Linked DNA regions of Homo sapiens: region 2 is linked to region 1. The links are chromatin loops, found by intact Hi-C in ENCODE. Cell type or tissue: PC-9. All regions are shown on one strand.

Region 1 (2,500 bases):
TGTCCCTTCCTTACCACAAAAAGCCCAAAACAATGAATTTACAACCATATTTTGACAAAAAAAATAAAATAAAGGAGAGCACTGGAGAACAAGAAAGAAACAGCTAAAATCGGGCAAAGCACAGAAACTCAGGATGATCACATAGAGAAAGGAAGGAGACACCTCACCTCTGCCACACCCTTGCCGCTCACAATCAAACCCCCTAGGAGCTAGGAGGGACTTCTTCCTGTGAAGAAAAGCAAGCAAGAGGACCCAGAAGCCCCTATCACAGCTGTGGACACCTTCAGTCTTCACTGCTGGACACCGCTGCCATCCTCGCAGGTTCTGAGCCCAACTGAGGGAGCTCCCTGGAGTCTAAATCCTGGGCTACGCCCAGAGAAAAAGCAGACACTGTGCCCCACCCCTCTGTGGCCTGTGCTGCTACTACTCTGTGCCCTCTCAGAATCTGAGCCACTGCTAGGGTGTGGCCTGCTCTGGGAGTGAGTAGCCACTGAATCTCTCCATCCTGGAGGTTTAGCCAGCACTATACCACGCTCAGTAGCGAGCCATCATGGGGCAAAGCTGATGCTATAACCTGACCACTAGGGCCAAGCTACCACAGAATGACTTTGTCCCCTATCCTAGTCGCTGGTTTACCCTCTCCTTAGGGCTGAGCAGAAGCGATGTCCCACCTCTGGTGACTTGAAGCCTAGAAATTCCAGAGCAGTCATACCCCTGGTGCCACAGCTGAGGCAGCATCCCACCCCCAGGACTACCCAGCCTCCTTCACATCAGAGCAGTCACATCCCCTTGGTGCCACAGCTGAGGCAGCACTTTGCTCCTAGGCACCCCAGGTCTGCTGCACACCACAGCAGTTGCGCCCCTTAGCACCACAGCTAAGGCAGTGACCCACTCCCTGTGATCCAGGGACTCCACTGACTCATGTAGCCAGGCTTTCCGGGGCCAAGCAGACATGGTGACTCACATCCTAGGGAATCAGAGCCTTGGCTGAACTGTGGCACTCCACAGTCCAGGACAAACAGTCATAGTCTCCTGCCTACCTGGAGCTGGACTAGGGTCCCATAGCCTGAACTGCTGAGCACCCTGCCTCTATGGGAAGTGGAGTCATTGCTGCACTGCTCCCCATCACCCCACTTCCCCCTTGGGCACAGCCACAGTGACATATTGACATTCCTGGGTTCTTACTGCTGTTGCACTTGACCTCACAGAGCCTGGACTACTGTCATGTCCCATCATCCTAGGGCCCAGAGTCACCACAGCATGGTACTTTATCACCCAGAGTCCGAGCTGTCACTATGCTCTCTTGGATCCTCAGTACTGAACTGCAGCTGTGCCTTGCTCCTGGGGACCAAACCCTGCTACAGTGTGTCTTGCTCTGGGAGTGAGTAGCCACTGCACCTCTCTGTCCTGGAAGTTTAGCCAGTACTATACCACAATAGCAAGCCATCCTGGGGCCCTCCAGAGCACTCATTCTTTCCCAGAGCTATGCCAGTGTTGTGCCCCTCCCCACCAGGCTCAGAACCACAGCTATATCACAGCCCCTTGGGCCCAAGCTCCTGGGGTGTGCCTCAGAGCAGCAGACCCCAGGTTAGTGGGAGAACAGCATTCACTCATGCTTTGGAGAGTAAACTGGCACCTCAAGTCCCTGGCGCTACATTAGTTTTATAAGACCTCAAGCCCAGGAAACCAGCTTTGCAGCTGCTCTGAATATCTATGCCCTGGATTCTAGTGCCATTGTCACTTATATGGCTACAATAGCTGCCTGTGACCCATGTCAGTCCCAATACTAAGAGAGATCCTCTTATGGCTATGATTCCCCACTGTGAGAAAGATAAGAATATGAGGATCCCTAAAGCCCTTGCCCTAATAACCTAAGCAGTCACTGTCACTGCCATAATCCCTGCAGCCTAGACCACTGAGACACTTACAGTCATCACTAACATTGATGACAAATGAAGAAGCTGCATGGTAATTATACCACTGCACCTATATGGAATCAGAGCCATTGCACTCTGTTGAACTGGCACCCTCAGGCCCATATGCCAGTGAAAGTCTTTTATAAAAGCCACTCTTTAAAGTTTGGAAGAGATGACTATACCACCAGATGCAGAACATCAATGCTGGTACATAAGAAACAAACAAACAAAGGAAATGTGACACCACCTGGGGAACACAATAATTCTCCAGTAACTGACCCTAAAGAAACAAAAATTTACATCAAGCAGAAGAAAGAATTTATAAACTTGAAGATAGTTCTTTTGAAATGACTGTTAGAGAAAAAAATGAAAACAGAAAGAAAAGAGTGAAGACAGCCTATGAGACTTATGGGACATCATTAAGTGAACAAATTTTCACATTATGGGAGTTCCAGAAAGAGAAAAGAGAGAGAAAGGGAAAAAAGGCATATTTAATTACATAATTGCTGAAAAATCTTCAAGTCTTAGGATAAATATGGACATTCAGATCCAGAAAACTCAAAAGTTTCCAAATAGATTCAATC
Region 2 (2,500 bases), 98 kb after region 1:
ACACCACTTTCCTGCTTCTTGCAATAGCATGAATACGTTTCCAGATTTTCTTGGAGTTGGGCATGGTTTTGTGATTGGCTTTTTGCCAAAGGAATGGACTTAGAGGTAACGTGCACCCTTTCCAGACCTGATGCATAAAGCCCTCCCACATAAGAGCCTCTGTGCTGTTTCCCCCTTTTCACTGCCTAGGATGAAGACAAGCCACAGGGAAATCTTGGGAGAGTCCTATGTTGAATTTGCCAGAGCCCTAGTATGGAAGAAACCATAGAAAAGAAACCATTATCCCTAAACCATCATCATTTGGAGGTGAGATGCCCAACATGAGGAAGAAATACATTTTTGTGTTGAACCATTGAGACTTGGAGATTTATTTGTAAATAGCAGCTAGAGCTACCTAAATAATACACTAAACAACTACCATTCCAGTTGGTATAAAAGGGCATCTATCATACTTTGGATATATCTCTACTGCCTAATTCTCTGGAGGATGTACCTTAATTTTCTGATGGGGTATCATTTTACTCACCTATCTCTGGTCAGCTTTAGCATCAAGGTCAAAATAATAACAAAGAAGGCTGGGTTACTGACTACACAGTCAACATGTTCCTCCATGCAAAGATTCATAGTGTTGTTAATTACTTTCTAAATTGCACTAGAAAACTTAGTTTCTGGATTATTTTATTAATTCATAGGAATGTATGGAACTGTTAGGGATATATGGTTATTTCTCTATCTGTTACAGTAGATAGATAGTTTGGCCTGAAAGAGACTCCACAGGGAAACCCAAGCTGAGTTCAATAGGTCAAGCTACATCAAATACACGTAAACCCAGGAAGTGAAGGGAGAAGTTACACATTTTAACTCTCATAACATTTCCGGAATGTCCTTAGCTTCTGGCTTGGTATTCTCCTTTTACTTAATCTCCTCTCTCTTTCAGCATTCTCTTCACAGAAAGTGTAATTTAAGAACCTGTTGGAAACTAGCAAATTAAAATAGCTCCAAAAATGTTTTTTCCCCTGCAAGGATAGCACTTTAGGGGAAAGAATTAAAGTTACCCTGAAGGCTTCCCTCATGGGAGTGCTCTGCGTTCCAGACTAGTTACTCAACCTTTGGTCATGGACTGAGAGCCTCCCTGTCTCTTGGCCAGCTTTCAGCTCTCAGGACAGTTTTTCTGCATCCACAAACATTTACTGAGAAATTGTGTTTCAAGCCCCGTCTTAGGTACTACACTGAGAATTCAAAGATGACAAAATCTCTCTGTTCTGAAGAACTAGATACCTGAATAATATATTAGACAATGCAATAAGTACTAAAATAGAAATGTGTACAGAATTCTATCAGAGCAGAGAAGACAGAGTGATAAATTCTGTGCAGGTGAGAGCAGTGAAATAAGGGTAGGTAAGGCTCCACAGTGAAGGAGACATTTAAGCCAGCCCCTAGGGTTTATGGGATTTTGACATGCAGAAGCAGGAGAAGGGTTCTGAGTGGAGGCTGTAGTCTCTACAAAGGCCCTAGAGATATGAAAAAACAAATCCACCATAATGTGCTCAAGGAATAGTGAGAGGAGTTCAGAATAACTGGAGTATAGTAGGAGGCATGAAGGGGAAAACTAGAGATAAAATTTTAAAAGGTAGAAATGAGTCTGCCAAAAAGCCCTTTGACATAACTTGTACAGTGGCGAGTGGGGAGGACGGGATGCAATTTATCATCCCTTACTGCTTTTTGAGGAGGATGGAATCAGTAATTTAAAGGGTCTTATGTTTTTTCCTAAATAAGGTGATGAGTGTGGGTATGCATGTTTAGTATATCTGGTCTATTACAAGATATATAAGAAAGTTGATATAGGTACGGGACATAGAAGCTGGGAAGATTTAGGGCCTTCATGCTGGAAAAGTTTTTTTTTAAGTCTTCAAATGGCCACACAGTTGAAAGAAGACTTTGGAAGAGAATGAAAATGTGTGATGAAGATTTATTGAGCCGTTTGCTGTATGGTGAATGTTGTCTGCCACTCCTATGAAATTGTAGATCACTTCTACATTGCTTGTTAATGTGGTGGTATGATGGGATTATTTACTGAAGAAATCAAAGAGGTGCTCAGTTCATCTATTGTTCAAGTTTGATACTGGATGAAAACAGAAGCCGTTCACATGGAAATTACATATTTAGGCCAAATTTTATGTTGATCCTGCAAGCAACCAGAACCACTGATTTTACGTGGCTACGTAATATTACATTGGATTTTTAGGCCTAATAACTCTGCATTAAAGCACGTTAACAAGTGATGGTATAGCAGAGATTATAAAATGCTCATCAACATTCACAACTTTTTTCTTATCCTCATAGCTAAAGCTACATTTTCCAGACTTCCTTGCATGTACATGTCATCATATGATTGAATTCAAACCAATGAAATGTCAGCAGAATTGAGGATACCACTATCCAGTCTAGTCTATTAAAAACATCTTTTACTCTCTTCCATGCTCTTTCTCTTTTATAGCTG

What was found. Hi-C counts contacts between places; a loop is a spot of excess contacts. Peaks named below come from ENCODE experiments on the same cell type or tissue, not always from the same donor. Only the 100,000 strongest peaks of a DNase experiment are listed, where the experiment ranks them.
Region 2: a loop joins it to region 1, with 3 times the contacts of the local background. A loop is called at or near these places in 2 of 110 quality-filtered maps.

What each region holds. Positions count from the first base shown.
Region 1 is chr5:33,049,068-33,051,567 of GRCh38, forward strand. LOC105374715 (a long non-coding RNA gene) reads right to left here and starts at 336. Exons shown (of 3, transcript NR_188269.1): 1 at 168-336. In PC-9, no CTCF peak of the experiment used is centred here; a DNase peak (open chromatin) is centred at 1,044; H3K27ac peaks cover 1,810 bases.
Region 2 is chr5:33,147,324-33,149,823 of GRCh38, forward strand. No RefSeq gene overlaps it. Among named protein-coding and RNA genes, the nearest start is that of LINC02160, 81 kb to the right of the region's middle. In PC-9, no CTCF peak of the experiment used is centred here; a DNase peak (open chromatin) is centred at 1,098; H3K4me3 peaks cover 1,106 bases; H3K27ac peaks cover 2,084 bases.